2 separate regions of the Homo sapiens genome follow, and region 2 is linked to region 1. A link is an interaction called in ENCODE POLR2A ChIA-PET data of the cell type or tissue named here. Cell type or tissue: OCI-LY7. All regions are shown on one strand. Each heading gives the region's core, and the rest is flanking DNA. Links, peaks and the distances in the headings are about the cores only. Region 1 has its middle 8.7 kb from the start of LINC00426. Region 2 overlaps KATNAL1 (katanin catalytic subunit A1 like 1).

Region 1 (9,470 bases), core at 1,995-6,994:
TCACTGCAATCTCCGCTTCCTGGGTTCACGCCATTCTCCTGCCTCAGCCTCCCGAGTAGCTGGGACTACAGGCGCCCGCCACCGCGCCCGCCTAATTTTTTTTTGTATTTTTAGTAGAGACGGGGTTTCACCTTGTTAGCCAGGATGGTCTCGATCTCCTGACCTCATGATCCACCCGCCTCGGCCTCCCAAAGTGCTGGGATTACAGGCGTGAGCCACCGCGCCCGGCCTCCTTTATTTTTTTTAATTTAAACATTTTAAAAATGTTTATAGAGACACGGTCTTGCTGTGTTGCCCAGGCTGGTGTCAAACTGCTGATCTCAAGTGATCCTTTGCCTTGGCCTCCCAAAATGCTGGGATTACATTCTGTCCAGGTTTTTATAAGTGCAGTTGGGAGAGCCCAGGTGGAGTGTGGGTTTGCCCTCCTACTCAGAATTGGAACCTCTATCCATTGTCTGTTTGGTTTTCTTTTTCTTTCTTTATTTTGTTTGTTTTGTTATGTGTTTTGTTTTGTTTTGTTTTTTGAGACAGGGTCTCCCTCTGTCACCCAGGCTGGAGTGCAATAGTGTGATCATGGCCCACTGCAGCCTTGACCTCCTGGGTTCAAGTGACCCTCCCACCTCAGCCTCCTGAGTAGCCAGAAGTACAGGCATGCAACACCACACTCAGCCTTTTTTTTTTTTTTTTTTTTTTTTTTTTTGTAGAGATAGGGTCTCACTATGTTACCCAAGCTGGTCTTGAACTCCTGGGCTCAAGAGATCCTCCGCCTTGGCCTCCCAAAGTGTTAGGAGTAAAGGCTTGAGCCACTGCACCCAGCCTCTATTAGCTTTTAAATGTCTGAAGTCAGTGTGTTTCCTGATCCTTTTAATTGACTTATTTTCTCTTTATGAAAACCCGTAGGATTTTTTTTTTTGGACATTTCTCATTGATGTTCCTTGGTGTGATTCTATTTTCATCTACTGTCTTGGGCACTTGGTGAGCTTTTCATTCTGGAAATTCACGTCCTTCTGTTCTGGGCAAACTTCTTGATGAATTTTGTCGATGGGTTTCCCTCGATTTCTCTTTTCTCTCTTCCTGAGACTCCTTCTATTATTTAATGTCAGCCCTCCTGGACTCATCCTCTCCTTTTCTCTTTCATTTTATAGCTCTTTGTCTTTTTCCTCTAGCTTCTGGGATACTTCCCATCAACTTGATTTTCCAGCCTCTCTATTTAATTTGTCATCTGTATGCTCCTGTTTTTAATTCTCAAGAGCTCTTCTAGCTGTTGCTGTTCTCTGTGTGGGTTTTTTTCTTTCCTTTTTTATGGATCTTTTGTCATCTCTCTGAGGATATTAATTATTTTGGAGGAAGTTTTCTTCTCCCTGCATACACTCCAGTTTGTCTTTTTCTTCTGTTTGTTTTGTCTGTATCTTCAAGAAAAAGAATTGAGAACCAAAAAGCTAACTGGAAGCTTGGAGCTCAAGGCAGGGTTTGTTGCCTGTGAGCTTCACTGCAGGGTCAGCTGGCGGGCTGGACCATTTGTTGAACAAACCTAATTTCAGTATCTTCTGATGATTTCTCTTGAGCTGGTCAGATTCTCTGGAGCAGAATTTTAGTCTCCTGCCTGGATGCTTAAGATCTGGCCATCAGTGCTCTGGGAGCTAAGCTGGGGGAAGAGGGCCTGGGGGTCTCATCACTCAGCATCCACTGTGTATACAGTCATTTAATCTTCTTGGTTTTGACACGGTACTTTCAGCTTCCCAAGTCCAAATACTTCTGTTTTGCACTCGTAAGAGAGTGAGATGTGTAGACTATGAAGGGGTGGAGGCAAAGAAGCTTCCAGGTGACAAAGAGACAGGGAAGGAATCTCGTTGTATCTCTGGGGTCGCCACCCAGTCCTTGTTTCCACCACCCTCTTTGAACCTCCATTTCCAGAGGTATCTGGTGCTGTTAGGTACCAGGTACCTGAGCTTTGTGAAGATTCTATAGTGAATAAGTTTATCCTTAGCTTTATTAACCACCAACTCCAGGCCTGTTAATTTGTGTTTTCCTCATTTATCACTTATAGAGGCTTCCTAGCTTCTATTCCTTTGTTGCTACTGTCTCCTGTCCCTCCTATTTTTGTAGGATATGTCTTTTAGAAAATTTCTATACTGCAAATTTAGTGTGTTTTGGGAGGAACTACATTAGGTGTGTGTATTCATTCTTGCATCCTAAAGTGGACGTCTAAAATGCATTTTTTTGAAATTACAGAAATCATAACTTGACTCTACAATGGAATGTGGATGCCACCTTGACTTTGCTAGGCCTCGGGTGGACAAGTGACCTGTAAAAGCCACACAGCTAGTTATTGGCAAAGCAGCCATAGAACCCAGGACTCAACTTGCCTAACTCTGTTGGTTCTATATCGTCACAATGCTCTTTATTATCATCATCAAATACACTTTAAAAAAACACTTCTGCTGGGCACAGTGGCTCGAGCCTGTAATCCCAGCACTTTGGGAGGCCAAGGAGGGGTGGATCACCTGAGGTCAGGAGTTCAAGACCAGCTTGACCAACATGGTGAAACCCCTTCTCTACTAAAAATACAAAAATTAGCCAGGCGAGGTGGCACACGCCTGTAGTCCCAGCTACTCGGGAGGCTGAGGCAGGAGAATTGCATGAACCTGGGAGACAGGGGTTGCAGTGAACCAAGATCATGCTACTGCACTCCAGCCTGAGTGACAGAGCAAGACTCTGTCTCAAAAAACAAACAAACAAAAAACCTTTTATTATTTGTTTGTTTGTTTATTTATTTATTTATTTTGCCACCACCCCCAGCTAATTTTTGTATTTTTAGTAGAGACAGGATTTCACTATGTTGGCCAGGTTGGTCTCAAACTCCTGACCTCAGGTGATCCGCCCGCCTCGGCCTCCCAAAGTGCTGGGATTACAGGCATGAGCCACCGTGCCCAGCTATAAATAGTTTAGAATGCACAAGAAGTTGCAAAAATAAGTTGCAGACAGTCTTCACTTGCCCTTTCTCCAGCTTTCCCCATGATGTCATCTTATATAACAATATATGTCAAAACCAGGAGCTTGATGCTGTTATAATAGTCTTAAGTCAGGTGCACACTTTCAAGTAACACTTTTGATGTAAAAATGTGTATATTCTGTTAATAAAAAGCCAGAAAAAGACCTAATCTTGGCCAGGCGTGGTGGCTCACGCCTGTAATCCCAGCACTTTGGGAGGCCAAGGCGGGTGGATCATCTGAGGTCAGAAGTTCGAGACCAGCCTGGCTAACGTGGTGAAACCCTGTCTCTACTAAAAATACAAAAACTAGCTGGGCGTGGTGACGGGCGCCTGAAGTCCCAGCTACTCTGGAGGCTGAGGCAGGAGAATCGCTTGAACCTGGGAGGCAGAGGTTGCAGTGAGCCGAGATCACACCACTGCATTCCAGCCTGGGTGACAGGGTGAGACTCTGTCTCAAGAAAAAACCCAGTCTTTTCCTATTAAGAAACTTACCATCTAAATAAACATCTAAAGATAACTTGCCAAATAACAAAACCCAAGTACAGGTCCAAAATATATTTTAGGGCATTCTTTCAGAAAAGCAAGAAGTGGGAGAAAGGAGAATAGGCTTTGAAATCAGACAAATCTAGGTCTGAGTTGAGCCTTGCTATTGAAGATTTCTGTGTCCCTGGGCAAGGCATTTCCCTGATCCTCATCTGCTTGATTGTAAAATGAAGAATATTACTATCTACTCTTTAAGATTGAGATGGTACATATATATCATACATATGTATATTAACTGCCTAGAACAGTGATTGGCACATAGTAGATATTTAATAAATGGCCAACATAATAAAGATTAATAAAATAAGAATCCCTAAAGTCATAATTCTCTGGTTGCTTGTGTAAGTTCAAGTCCTGCCAAAAGGATAATGTTTGTCTTACTGCAGTATCAGTTCACAAACTGCTCAGCTCCAGCCCAGGTGAGGAGGCTTGCTCCTTCCCCAAATTCCCCAATTCCACATACAAGTCCAAAGGTCTCACCCCACACAGGAAGCTTTCATGACAGGCACAGTAGGAGTGTTCTGGTATTTAAAAGCACATACCAATTCCACATTGAGCTTTAGTAGACTATCTGAATAAAAACACAAGTTAATGTTTGAAGTAGCAACTTGGGGCTTGCAAAGGCCTCCATCGGTCCTTATGCAGATGGTTGTCAGATAAGCCCTGCTTCCCACCACACCTGGTGCCCCGCCTGCCTGACTCTGGCTTAAATTTCCTGCCCTTGGCACTAACCGGAAAGCACTCACAAAGACAGCAGCTGCTGGTATGGTCCCGTGGCAAGGAAGGCACTCCGCCCAAAACCTGCCTTCTGTTTAAGTTGCAAAGCAATGATTGTCCTGTGGGGGTGGGAGGTCTCGGTCAGTGGGGACCAACAGATGGCCCTCAACCAGACTGGACAATGTCCTCATTTGGGTCCATCCAAGTAGCCTGATGGTAAAACCAGACCAGAGGATAAAGAGAAAGCTACTTTTTGATATGTAGCTCTTCTCCGTTCCTATCGCCTATGATGAAAGAATAACTTTCAGGCCTTTCTTTATGTCTCCAGCCCCATTCTTTCCTCCACTTCCCTCCCAAAATCATGTTGCCTTCTGCCTGTTTAATTTATCTGTGTTTTTTATGTTTTTATTTTTTAAAACTATTTATTTATTTATTTATTTATTTTGAGACAGAATCTCACTATGTCACCCAGGCTGGAGTGCAGTGATGTGATCTCAGCTCATTGCAACCTCTGCCTCCAGGTTTAAGCAATTCTCCTGCTCCCAAGTAGCTGGGATTATAGGTGTACACCACCACACCCAGCTAATTTTTTTTTTTTTTGTATTTTTAGTAGAGACAGGGTTTCACCATGTTGGCCAGGCTGGTCTCAAACTCCCGACCTCAGGTGATCTGCCCACCTCGGCCTCCCAAAGTGCTGACATTACAGGTGTGAGCCACTGTGCCCTATTTATATGTGTGTTTTTAAAGGTGTTCAGCTATAGCTTTTGGTAGTTTAATAGAATTGCTAGTTAAAGAAAATCTCTCTTGTATTAGTCACGTAATTCACATAAACCAGAATATCCTAAGGAAATTCGGCTACATCTCAATTAACTGTGTGGTAAGTAAGTGCTGTGACATAAACAGAAAACACGGCTTGTTATGGGCGAAATTGTTTCCCTTCGAAATCCATATGTTGAAGCCTGAACCCCTAATACCTCAGCTTGTAACTACTATATATTTGGAGACAGGATCTTTAAAAAGGTGATTAAGTTAAAATTAGATTATAAAGGCAGGCCTTAATCCAATCTGACTTGTGTCCTCATAAGAAGAGGCAATTAGGACACAGACATTTCCAGAGGCAAGACCATGTGAAGACACAGGGCCATCTATAACTCCAGGAGAGAGGTCACAGGAGAAACTAACCCTCCCCACACCGTGGTCTCAGACTTCAGCCTGCAGAACTGTGGTGTGATAAGCCTCTGTTGTAGGCTAGGCACAGTGGCTCACACCTGTAATCGCAACACCTTGGGAGGCTGAGGTGAGTGGATCACTTGAGGTCAGGAGAAAAGCTTGGCCAACATGGTGAAATCCTGTCTCTACTAAAAATACAAAAATTAGCTGTGTGTGGTGGAGGTGCCTGTAATCCCAGCTGCTTGGGAGGCTGAGGCAGGAGAATCACTTGAACCCGGGAGGCGGAGGTTGCAGTGAGCCAAGATCACACCACTGCACTCCAGCCTGGGCAACAGAGTGAGATTCCGTCTCAAAGTGTCTGCTGTGTGAACCACCCAGTCTGCGGTACAATTCGATCAATTTTGACATATATCTATGCTCATGAAACCATCACCACAATGACAATGAACATATCTGTTCATCATCTCCAAAAGTTTCCTTATGCACTTTTGTAATTCCTCTCTCCCTTCCCCTATTTCCCAGTGCACCATGGAAACTGCTTTTGGTCCCTGTAGATTAATTTGCCATTTCTAGAGTCTTTTGTAAATGGAACCGTACAGTATGCACTCCTTTACCTTGCATAATTCTCTGGAGATTCATCCAGGTGGTTGTGTGTATCAGTAGTTCATTCCTTTTCAGTGCTGAGTAGTATTCCACAGCATAGATAAACCCAGTTTATCCATCTGAGGTAGGAGACCAGCAGGATTTATTTCCCAGTCTCAGGCAGGAAAAAGTGAAGAAACCAGCGGGAACCAGCAAATGACAACAAAAGCCATCCCTAGCTGTCATCATTGCTCATTAGCATAAGACACTCACACCAATGTCATGACAGTTTACAAATGCCATGACAATGACCTAGAAGTTCCCGTCCCTTTCCTAGAAAGTTCTAAATAACCCGCCTCTCAATTTGCTTTAACTGTCCCTTAATTTGCTTGTAATTGAAAGTTGGTATAAGGGGGTAGAAATACAGTTGCCAACAGCTCATTTCTTGCCAACTCTAGATGCACTGTCTATGAGTTAGCCCTGCTCTGCAAGGAGCAGTACTGTTCAGTACAAGATTGCTGTCTAACATGGCAGCTCACCCTTGAATTCTTTCCTGGGCAAAGCCCGGGCTAAGCCCCAGTTTTGGGGCTCGCCTGTCCATCATCACATATACTTATGAAGGCACCCCTTAAAGGCTTCTTATGGTTTTGTGAGATTGTGAATAAGTTATTAAAAGCATTCATGTACAAGTCTTTCATTGTATGAACATATGGTTTTTTTTTCCTTTTGAAAAAATAACTAGAAGTGAAATGGCTGGATCATGTGGTAGGTGTATGTTTAACTTTTTATCTTATTTTTTTTAGATAGAGTCTCATTCTTTCACCCAGGCTGGAGTGCAGTGGCTCGATCTTGGCTCACTGCCACCTCCGCCTCCTGGGTTCAAGTGATTCTCCTGCCTCAGCCTCCTGAGTAGCTGGTACTACAGGTGTGCACCACCACACCTGGCTAATTTTTGTATTTTTTTTTTTTTGGTAGAGGTGGGGTTTTGCCATGTTGGCCAGGCTGGTCTCAAACTCCTGACCTCAGGTGATCCGCCTGCCTCAGCCTCTCAAAGTGCAGGAATTACAGGCAAGAGCCACCACGCCCGGCCGGGTGTATGTTTAATTTTTTAAGAATCGAACTTTTCCAAAATGGCTATATCATTTTGCATGACCCCCAGCTGTGTATGAGAGTTCCAGCTCTTCTTCATCCTTGCCAATACTTGGTAACTGGTCGTTCTGACTTTAGTCATTCAAATAGATGTGTAGTGGCACATCCTTGCGATGCTAATTTGCATTTCCCTAATGATGTTGAGCATCATTGCTATCCATGCATGTTTTTTAATGAAGTATCTGCTCAATGCTTTTACTTATTGTTTTCATTGGATTATTTATTGTCTAACAGAGTTTTGAGAGGTCAGTATGTATTCTGGATACAAGACCTTTATCACATACATACTTTGCAAATATTTTCTCCAGCCTATGGCTTGTGTTTTCATTCTCTTGATAGTGTCATTCAAAGGGCAGAAGTTTTTAATTTCGATGAAGTCAAGTTATCAATCTTTCTTTTATTGCTTGTGCTTTTGGGGTCGTTTCTAAGAAATCCTGGTCTAACCCAATAACACCAAGATTTTCTCCTATGTTTTCTATAAAAATGTTACAGTTTTCAGTTTTACATTTAGGTCTGTGGTCTATTTTGAGTTAATTTTTGTATATGGTACAAGGTATGAATCAAAGTTCTTTTTTTTTTTTTTGCATATGGATGTTCAATAGTTTCAGCACCATTTGTTGAAAAAGACTGTTCCTTCACTGATGAATTGCTTTTATCTCTTTGTCATATCAGTTTCTCCTATGTGTATGAGTATATTTCTGGACTTTTAATTCTGTTCCATTGATATTTGTGTCTGTCTTTATGTCAATCTGTACCACACAGTCTTGATTACTGTAGCTTCATAGTAAGTCTTGAAATTAGGAAGTGTTAATTCTCTAACTTTGCTCTTTTGAGTGTGCTTTGTAGACAGCATATTGATTAATGCTGTTATTGCTACTTGGAGGTCCTTTTGGGTAAACCTAACTCATTTCCTGTCTTAATCCCCTGTGTGGTTCTTAAGGATTTGTGCCTTCTCCTCAAGCCCCTACCCTGCCTTTGCTCCTCTCATTCTTAGTTCTTGACTTTGCCCCTGCCTTGGCCCAAAAGTTAAAGTCATCAGCTAACGATTCTTTTGAGCTCTTATGCTCCTCTGCTATAAGGTCACCTCCATTTGCACTAATCCTTACCTGCTTGGTTCCTAGCTCAGAGAACAATACCAGTTATAATGACAGTTAGCTAATTATAGTTAACAAATATTGAGTTATTTCTATGGGCCAAACACAGATATGCACTTCACACCATTTCTCATTTAATCAGCATAACATTTCTATCAGATGGAGAGATATTATTATTCTCATTTTACAGAAGAGGAAACAGAGGCAACAAGGTTCATTACTTCATTATCTTTTCCATGGTTTTGTAGCTAGAAGGAGATGGAGCTGGCATTCAAGCCCAGGGCTGTGTGATTTCTGTCCCTCCTCCTGGCCAAAGCTAACAATCCCAGCAGTGCTCACAATTTTGTCCCCACGTAGCTGATGGAGAAGCTCGCTCCATTCATTATCCAGTGTCCCACCCCACCCCCACCCCCATTGTCTCTTCTACTTTCCCTCTCCACTTGCTCCTTTCTTTTTTCTTTTTAAAAGATTTTAGAATTATTTATTTATTTTGAGACAGGGACTTGCTCTGTTGCCCAGGCTTACTAAATTTATCTGGGTCCTTTGTAATTTCTGCATTCATCCTAATTTTTTGGAAGAAAAGTTCAAAGTAGCAGAATGTAGTGGCACAATCATAGCTACTGCAGCCTCAAACTCCTGGGCTCAGACAATCCTCCTGCCTCATCCTCCCAAAGCTCTGAGATTACAGGCATGAGTCACTGCACCTGGCCCTTGCTCCTTTTCATCATGGTGCTCACAACAAAATAAGTATTTTCAACTTGGGCTAAGAAGTTAAAGATATCCAACCCTTTTCTGCAGCCAGGCTTGGGTTCTGCAGCTTCATATGTTAAGTTGTGTATTTGATAGCTTCACCAGAATACGTCGGGGGCACCTCAAACATCAAAACAAAACCTACCATCTTCTCTCCAAACCCGCTCTTCTTTCTGAATTCTCTGTCTCAGCAGATGGCTCTTCCAACCATGCAGTAGTCCAAGCCCAAAACCGGCAATGGAAAAACCCAGATTTTGGTTTCAAAACCCTGCTCTGCCACTTACCAGATAGGAGACTATTGGCCCTCAGTTTCCCAATCTGAAAAGTAGGAATAATAGTCCTACCTCACATGGTTGCTTTTAAGGCTAAGTGATCATGTTAGTTGCTCAAAAATAAGAAATTATCATCATTATCATCATTGTCATTATCATTATTATTGTCATTGTCACCTCGTGATGCTTCCTTGCCTAAGT
Region 2 (9,470 bases), core at 1,727-6,726, 90 kb after region 1:
GGCACCTAGGTAGGGGCACAGGTGAGCACCCAGCACAGGCACCTAGGTAGGGGCACAAGCTCACTATCCATTGGCCAGCCTAATTTTGTTTGGAGAAATATTCCTCGCCGTCATCCACGTTGAGCTTAATTGTGTCACTGCCAAGCTTCCAGCCAGCAGGACAAACTTCCCTGTGCTCGTCCGTGTACTGGATGGTCTGGACCAGCTGCAGAGCCTCATCCAATGAGCGTCCCACAGGCAAATCATTAACAGTGATCTGGCAAAGGACACCCTTGCCATCAATGATAAAGAGGCCCCAGTAGGCAATGCACTCATCTGTTTTCAGCTCACCGTAATCCTCAGATTGCCACATTAGCAAGCAGGGGGATGTTCAGGGGGCCCAAGCCTCCCTCCTTCCGGGGGATGTTAATCCAAGCCAGGTGGGTGAACTGAGAGTCCACCAAGATGCCCAGCACTTCGCAGCCCAGCTTGCGGAAGTCCTCGGCATGGCTGCTGACTGCAGTGATCTCCGTGGGGCACACAAAAGTGAAGTCCAGAGGGTAGAAAAAGAGGACCACGTACTTCCCTTTGTAGTCTGACAGCTTCACCTCTTTGAAGGCGCCATCCACCATGGATGTGGCCTTGAAGTTAGGGGCAGGCTTTCCCATGCACGCATTACCTGAGGCCATGACTGAACAAGCTGTGTGGGCAAAGGCTAGATGCACGGACGATCACGTGCGTGGACCCGCGTTCTCAGTGCCCATGTGACTAATTAAAATTTTTTTTTTTTTTTTTTTAGAATTGGCATCTTGCTATGTTGCCCAGGCTGGTCTTGAACTTCTAGCCTCAAGTGATACTCCTGCCTTGGCCTCCCAAAGTGTTGGGATTACTGGCATGACCCAATGTGCCTGGCCCAGGGCAATTCTTAAAATAACAACAAAGTTTGGTGGACGTATTGACTCTTCCTTTTGTGAAAAATTTCTCCATAGCATGCAATTATACTGTTTGATAGCATTTTACCCACAGTAGCAATTCTTTCACAATTGGAGTCAATCCTCTCCAAACCCTGCTGCTGCTTTATCAACTAGGATTATGTAGTAATCTAAATCCTTTATTGTTATTTCAACAGTGTTCACAAGCATCTTCACCAGGAGTAGATTGCAGCTCAAGAAGCCACTTTCTTTGCTCATGCATAAGAAACAACTCATCCATTCAAGTTTTTTTTTTAATTTTTTGTAGAGATGGGGTCTTGCTGTGTTGCCCAGGCTGGTCTTGAACTCCTGGTCTTAAGTGATCCTTTTGCCTTGGCCTCCCGAAATGTTGAGATTACGGGTGTGAGCCACTGTGCCCTACCCCGTTTATGTTTTGTCATGAGATTGCAGCAATTCAGTCACATCTACAAGCTCCACTTCTAATGCTAGTTCTCTTGCTTTTTCTACCACATCTGCAGTGATTTCCTCCAATAAAGTCTTGAAACCCTCAGAGTCATCCATGAGGACTGGAATCAATTTCTGTAACACTCCTGTTAGTGTTAATGTTTTGACATCCTCCCTTGAATCACAAATGTTCTTACTGGCATCTAGAAGGGTGACTCTGTTCCAGAAAGTGTTCAATTTACTTTGCCCAGTTTCATCAAAGGAAATCACTATCTATGGCACCTATAGCCTTAAAAAATGTATTTCTTAAATAATAAGATTTGAAAGTTGAAATAACTCCTTTATCCATGGCCTGCAGAATGGATAAGCAGGCATGAAAACAGCATTTATCTCTTTGTACATCTACATCAGAGCTCTTTGGTGACCAGGTGCATTGTCAGTGAGTGGCAATATTTTTAAAGGAATCTTTTTTTCTGAGCCATAGCTCTCAAAGTTGGGCTTAAAATATTCAGTAAGCCATACTGTAAACAGATGTGCTGTCATCTAGACTTTGCTATTCCATTTACAGAGCACAGGCAGAGTAGCTTCAGCATAACTCTTAAGGGCCCTAGGATCTTCATATTAGTAAATGAGCATTGGCTTCAACTTCAAGTCGTCAGCTAAATCAGCCCCTGACACGAGAGCCAGCCTGTCCTTTAAGGCTTTGAACCCAGGCATTCACTTTTCCTCTCTAGCCAGGAAAGTCTTAGATGAAATATTTTTCCAATAGAAGGCTATTTTGTCTACATTGAAAATCTGTTGTTTAGTGTAGCCACCTTCATCAATGATCTTAGCTAGTTCTAGACAACTTGCTGCAGCTTCTACATTAGCACTTGCTGCTTCACCTTGCACTTTTGTGTTATGGAAAAGGCTTCTTTCCTTAAACCTCATAAACCAGTCTCTACTTGCTTCATACTTCTGCAGCATCCTCACCTCTTTCAGCCTTCATAGAATTGAAGACAATTAGGGTCTTGTTCTGGATTAGGCTTTGGCTTAAGGGAATATTGTGGCTGGTTTAATCTTCTGTCCAGACCACTCACACTTTCTCCATATCAGCAATAAGGCTGTTTTGCTTTCTCATCATTCATATGTTCACTGGAGTAGCACTTTTAATTTCTTTCAAGAACTTCTTCTTTGCATTTACAACTTGGCTCTTTGGCACGAGAGATCTACCTCTTGCCCTATCTTAGCTTTCAACATGCCTTGCTTGCTAAGCTTAGTCATTTCTGGCCCTTGATTTCAAGTGAGAGACATGCAACTATTCCCTTTCACTTGAACACTTAGAGGCTATTGTAGGGTTCTTCATTGGCCTAATTTCAGTATTGTGTCTCCGGGAAAAGGAGGCCCGAGGAGAAGAGAGAGAGAGGGCAACAGCCTATTGGTAGGGCAGTCAGAACACAGTATTTATCAATTATATTCACCTTGCTATAGGGCATGGTTTGTGGTGCCCCAATACAATTACAACAGTAACATCACTGATCACTATTAACAGATATAATAAAAATGGAGAAGTTTGGAATATTGTGAGAATTACCAAAATGTGACATAGAGACACAAAGTGAGCACATGCTGTTAGAAAAATGGCACCGGTAGACTTGCTGGATGCACAGTTGCCATGAATCTTCAAATTGTAAAAAATGGTGTCTGCGAAGTGCAGTAAAATGAGGCGCGGTAAACTGAGGTGGGCCTGTGTAGGGAGAAGGGAACAGGAGAGTGCATGGTGAGAGTTGGAGGTCAAATACAAAGTGGCAAAAGGGAGTTTTCTGGGGTGATGGAAATGTTCTTTACCTTTGTTGTGGTGGTAGTGGTGGTTATGCAGTTTATAAAGTTTTCAAAACTCATCAACTGTACACTTAAAATTAGTGGAATTAATTGTATGAAAATTATACCTCAATAAAGCTGATTTTTAAAAAGCAGGCAGAATTCATCTGTGGTATCAGAATAGTGATTAAAGTACTGACTGGGAGGGATGAAGGATCCTTCTGGGGAGTTGGAAGTGTTCTGTATTTTGAAGGGGTGTTGCCGGGGTGTACACAGTGTATGTGCACAGTGTAAAAGGTCATTGAGCTGCACACTTAAGACTTGTGCACTTTAAGTTATATACCTCAATAAAAAAGGAAAAAGTTCTAAAGAAGGATTATAATATAAAGTTGAGAACATCTCCAAGAAAGTAGAGCAAAAGGACAGAGAGGTGGAAAAAAGGAGGGAAAAACTAAGAAAATTAGAGGACCAGCTGAGGAAGTCTAATTCCTGGATAAAAGGCATTTCACAGCAGAAAAAAAATGGAAAGAAATTTTTAATGAAATTCAGGAAAGAAATTTTAATAATTCAGAATATTTCCTAAAATGGAAAGACATTAATTTCTACATTGAAAGAACCCCAGATAGACCCATTTCAAAGCATATCATCAAAAATTTTAGAAAACTCATGTCAAAGAGAAGTTTCCAGAAAAGGGGAAAAACAAGTGATATATAACGAATTAGGAATTTAAATGACTTCAGTCTTCTTAACCTAATATTGAAACCTAAAATGTATTAGGGAAATGCCATAAAAATTCTCAAGGAAAATTATTTCCAAACTAAGATTCAGTAGCCAGGCAAATTCTCATGGAAGTATGAGGGTAGAATAAAGGTATTTACAGACATGCACAGTTGCAAAAATTTTTTCTCCCAACTGTAGAAAATGTGCTCCATAAAGGTAAGAGAGTGAAAAAAGAAAGAGAAAGACATGTGATACATAAAAAAAGGACAGCATAGAGGAGGCAGAAGGGCTCCCCAGGATGAAGGGAGGTACCAAGTTGAACAGCCTTGGAGGGTAGAAAGAGATAGTGTCTTTCTCCAGAGCAAAGGTCAGGTTTGCTTACAGCCTTGGAAGATACAGTATCTCCCTTTGGAACAAGGGGTAGGGAAGCATAAAACTTAATAGATTCAGGTTCTCTAAGCTTAGGCCTCCTCTCCTGTAATGCAGACTACTTCCTTTGCAGGTGTTACATGGCCCTTTTCAAATTGCCCCATGGGAATTGGGGCTTGGGGAACTGATGGAAAAAAAAAAAATACCTTGGGTTAGGTTGTCTTCTGGAAGCTTTATAGTTTTAACTCTTACATTTAGGTCAGTAATCCATTTGAGTTAATTTTTGTATGTGATGTGAAGTAAGGGTTGAGATTCAGTTTTTGTTTTGCATATGGATAGCCACTTTGTTTCAGGACCCTTTTGCTGGAAAAAATTGTCCTTCCCTCATTGAATTGCTCTGGCACTTTGGTTGAAAATTAGTTGGCTTTGTATGTATGAATCTGTTTCTTGACTCTCTAGTTTCTTTCACTGATCTTTGTGTCTGCCTTTATGTCAGTTCCACACTGTCTTGATTACCGTAACTTTATTTTTTTTTGAGATGGAGTTTCGCTCTTGTTGCCTTGGCTGGAGTGCAGTGGCGCGATCTCGGCTCACTGCAACCTCCTCCTTCCAGGTCAAAGCAGTTCTCCTGCCTCAGCCTCCCGAGTAGCTGGGATTACAGGCATGCCCCACCGCACCCGGCTAGTTTTATATTTTTAGTAGAGACGAGGTTTCTTCATGTTGGTCAGGCTGGTCTTGAACTCTCAACCTTAGGTGATCCACTCTCCTCGGCTTCCCAAAGTGCTGGGATTACAGGCATGAGTCACCGTGCCCGGCCATGATTACTGTAACTTTATAGTAAATTTTAAAATCATGTAGTAGACATCCACCCCCAACAGGCATTTTTCCCCTCAACCCCTTAGAAGTACCCCACCTGAATACATCTGTGTTAGTAAGTCCTACTTTATTGTTTTTCAGAACTTTTGTCTATTTTGTGTTCTTTCATTTCCATGTAAGTTTTAGAATCAGCTTGTCAATTTTTCCTAAAAAGGCTGCTGGGATTTTGATTGGGATTCCATTGACTCTATGGGTCACTTTCAAGATAATTTGACATCTTACGCATATTGAGTGTTTTTATTCATAAACACATACACACATATCTATTAATTTAGGTCATCTTTAATTCTCTTAGATTTTAATAGTTCTCAGGTTACAGATCTTGCACATATTTTGTTAAATTTATCCCTGAATATTTAATATTTTTTGGATGATTTTACTCTTTTTAGTTTCCAGTTATTTCTTGTATGTGGAAATAAGATTGATTTTTGTACACTGACCTCTTATGCTGCAACCTTACACAACTCGTTTATTAGTTCTGGAGCTATTTGCAGATTCCCTAGGATTTTCTCCACTGACAATCATGTTTTCTGTAAATAAAAGCAGCTTTACTTCTTTTCCAATCTGCATGCCTTTTATTTTTGTATCGCCTTATTGCACTGGTTAGAACCTCAGTTCTAATGTGGAATAGAAGGGGTGAGAGCAAATATCCTTGTCTTGTTCTTGATCTTGGAGAGCATTTAGTCTTTCACAATACATATGCTAGCCGTAGGTATTTCATAGATGTCCATTACTCGGTTGAGTAAATTGCCTTTTATTCTTAGTTTGCTAAGCATTCTTATGAATTATGTTGAATTTTGTCAAATACATTTTCTGTATCTATTGAGATGATTTATAATGTTTCATTTTTATTCTCTTAAAATTGTATTGATTGGTTTTAAAATAAACCATCTTGAATTCTTGGGGAAAACGTCACTGGGTCATAATACATTATCTATTTCGTCACTGGGTCATAATACATTATCTATTTTACATATTGCTGGATTTGATTAGCTAAAATTTAAAGATTTTTTGTATCTATGTTTTTAAGGGATATTGATATTGTAATTTTCTGATAAGATCTTTGTCTGATTTTGGTGTAAGGCTAACACTGGCTTTAAAATATGAGTTGGATAGCCAAAAGAACTATGGCAAAAAAAGGAAAAAAAAAGAGTTGGAAATATTTCTACCTCTTCTGTATTCAATTTCATTAATTGATAAAGGAGTATTCCGATTAACTACTCTGTCTCTTCTTGGGCAAGCTTTGGTGTGTGACCATCATAGAATTTGTCCATTTCATTAAACTCTCTTTTGTCTTTCAGTAGCTCCAAGGTTTGTAGTGATAGCCCTCCTTCATTTTTTGTTTTGGTAATGTGTATTTTTTTTTTTCTCTCTTTCCTGGTCAATCCTACTAGAGGTTTATTCATTTTATTGATATTTGTGAAGAACCTGCTTTTGGCTACATTGAAATTTTCTCTTGTTTTTCTGTTTTCTATTTCATTGATTTCTTCCCTCAACTTTATTACATTGTTCCTTCTGCTTCTTTTGGTTTTAATTTGCTTCCCTTGCTAGATTCTTAAGATAGAAGCTGAAAGCAAGAGTCGGCAAACTGCAGTCCAGGGGCCAAATCCAGCTTGCCACTTGTTCTTGAATGGCTCATGAATCAGGAATGATTTTTGCATTTTTATAAGGTTGAAGAAAAATCAAAAGAAGAATACTATTTTGTGACATGTGGAAATTAAATGAAATTCAGATTTCATTGTCCACATATAAGGTTTTATTGGAACACAACCACACTTAGTTGTTTACAAATTGTCTCTGGCTGCTTTTGTGCTGGAATGGCAAAGTTGAGGGGTTGTGACAGAAACCATGTGGCATTCTCATTGCTTTTGCACTGCTGTTTCTGAACTGTAATCACTGTTTTAAGTGCCATGCATATCACTGTGCTGTGACATTTTACTTTATTATCAATGCATACACATCATGTCAAAACAAGAAAAGATGAAAAAAATAGACTTGGAATGTTATACTTTTAAAGCATGCTGAAGCATGGATTATTGAGTTATGACAAGGCATTGTATTATGCAGTGATACTATAGCTGTGTTAAATACAATATACACTGATATTACCAGACTCTGCATTCATCACAATATTCCCAACTCACAGGAAAGTAATGGTCAGAAAAATGAGAAAACATAAAAAGGAATATCTTATTCCAGTAGAATTTCTTTACAAAATTAGAAAATAAAAATCAGGCTGCACCCAGAGTAAACTTCCAAGTGGCTCATTTGTTAACCAAGCAAGGAAGTCATTTATCAATAGTGAAGTAACTAAATTGTGTTGGTTACAACAGGCGCAGAATTGTGTCTGGAGAAGGTAAACTTAAGACTGTTAGTCTTTTGGCAAGAAGAGTTGCTCAAAGAATTGAGGACATCAATAATCAATTAAAAAGGCAAATTATTTTGAGTGGTTTTCCTTGGCTTTTGATGAGTTGACAGATGTTACCAATACTGCTCAGTTGTTTATTTGAAAAGTCAAGGCTGAGTTTGAAGTGTTAAATAATCTTAATGAATAGTGTGTGTAGAATAGCTAAAGATAAGAATATTTCAAAAAGTTGAGAAAACACTAATGGCATGCAACCTGAATGAAGTGTAGTCTGCTAAGATGTGTTATAACTGATGGTAGTAAAAATTTGTATAGAATAGAAAAGAATTCAGGTGGACAAATAAAGCTGTGAAAGTGTAAGAAGTTTGAAGTCTACAGTTACTTATTTTATTTCTTAGCAGGTATTTTGCAGAGAATGTTTGAATCTATCATGTAATCTTGAACCAGTAGTGTCAACATTTGCTCTTGTGGACTTAACCATTGTCAGTTCTAGGAATTTTTGTCAGAAATAGAAGCTGAATATTCTCACTTGCCCTGCTGTACAGCAATTTGATGGTTTAATAGTTGTAAGGCTTTATTGCAAACTTTTGAATTTAGAAGTGAGATTGAAATTTTTCTGAATGTGAGAAACTGCTGTCAATCTGAATATTGAACGCTGAATGGCTTTAGAAATCAATTTGTGATGCAGACTCAATAGTATTTCTTAATGAATTCAACCTAAAATTACAAGACAAAACAGTTGTTATATCAAAACTAATACTGCAGTAAAGTTATTTCAATGGCAACCACTATTCTTTGAATCACAAGTAATATCAAGTAATTTTATATAGCTTTCCATGCTGTTATAAGTTAAAGCAAAGAAGTAAGGTCTCCATTCCTACCCAGTTTGCAATAGGTATGTTTTCTGAGTTCAAACTACAGTTTCAGCAGCATTTTTTAGAACTCGATGTAAGTGCCAAGGAAATTTCCATTTAACTGTGCAGTTGAGGCACTTCTTATTTAACCTTTAATTGGAATGATTAATCTGCAAATAATGGCACGTAAATACTAAGAGTAAATCCTTTAGATGCCTTCCAAACAATGATTATGCTGAATTGAAATCATATGCTTGTGACTACTATCAGTATAAAGTAGCACCTAACCTACTTTGAAAAGTAGACATTTTCAAACATGAAATGTATTGTATTCAAGGTAAACATTAGAATGTATGAACATTTGTGATTGATTTTGATGATAGGGAATACTAACTTTGAATCCCAACTAAGTGAAATATTGTCCCTAAAAAGAGTTTCATTCTTCTCCTTAGTCAACCTGTCTTACAGAAAGTTGTACTCTGTTATTGTTTCTATAATATTTTGAATTGCATCGATAAGAATTATGGAATTTTTTGTCTCATTATATAAGTAGTTATATAATATCCTTCATTTTGTTTGTTAGCTGTCAAAGCCTAAAATATTTACTTGTTAGGTCTTTTACAGGAAAAGTTTGGCAACCCCTGATTTGTATCAGGATATTTTTATCTTTTATAGTTTTGTGTCTGTATTTGTAAGTAGGATTTATGCTTTTGTTTCACAATGACTTTAAAGGGAAATAATTTATAGAGCATCTTTGTTTCTACTGGATTTATTAATTACATATTATTCATTATAATAAGGCCATATTGTTTCGTGTTAATGTTCTAAATTTGAAGATGACACTTTGTGTGGTTGTCCTGTATTCTGTGGATAGATCCACTGGACATTGAAATTTGTTACTGTGTAAAAGTAGTTGTATTAGTCCATTCTCATGCTGCTATGAAGAAATACCTGAGACTGGGTAATTTATAAAGAAAAGAGGTTTAAGTGACTCACAGTTCTGCATGGTTGGGGAGGCCGCAGGAAACTTACAATCATGGCGGAAGGCACCTCTTCACAGGGCTGCAGGAGAGAGAATGAATGCCAGCAGGGGAAATGGCAGATGCTTATAAACCCATCAGATCTCATGAG

Evidence for each region. ChIA-PET counts read pairs that join two places held together with the same protein. Peaks named below come from ENCODE experiments on the same cell type or tissue, not always from the same donor. Only the 100,000 strongest peaks of a DNase experiment are listed, where the experiment ranks them.
Region 2: POLR2A ChIA-PET joins it to region 1 with 11 read pairs; 15 of 35 experiments call an interaction of 5 or more read pairs at or near these places.

The regions. Positions count from the first base shown.
Region 1 is chr13:30,377,859-30,387,328 of GRCh38, reverse strand. No RefSeq gene overlaps it. Among named protein-coding and RNA genes, the nearest start is that of LINC00426, 8.7 kb to the right of the region's middle. In OCI-LY7, for the core only: CTCF peaks have their summits at 4,242 and 4,516; a DNase peak (open chromatin) is centred at 4,258; H3K4me3 peaks cover 326 bases; H3K27ac peaks cover 1,560 bases.
Region 2 is chr13:30,287,345-30,296,814 of GRCh38, reverse strand. All of the region lies in intron 1 of KATNAL1 (katanin catalytic subunit A1 like 1), which reads left to right. It also overlaps the pseudogene PRDX2P1. Among named protein-coding and RNA genes, the nearest start is that of KATNAL1, 15 kb to the left of the region's middle. In OCI-LY7, for the core only: no CTCF peak of the experiment used is centred there; a DNase peak (open chromatin) is centred at 4,394; H3K4me3 peaks cover 834 bases; H3K27ac peaks cover 1,115 bases.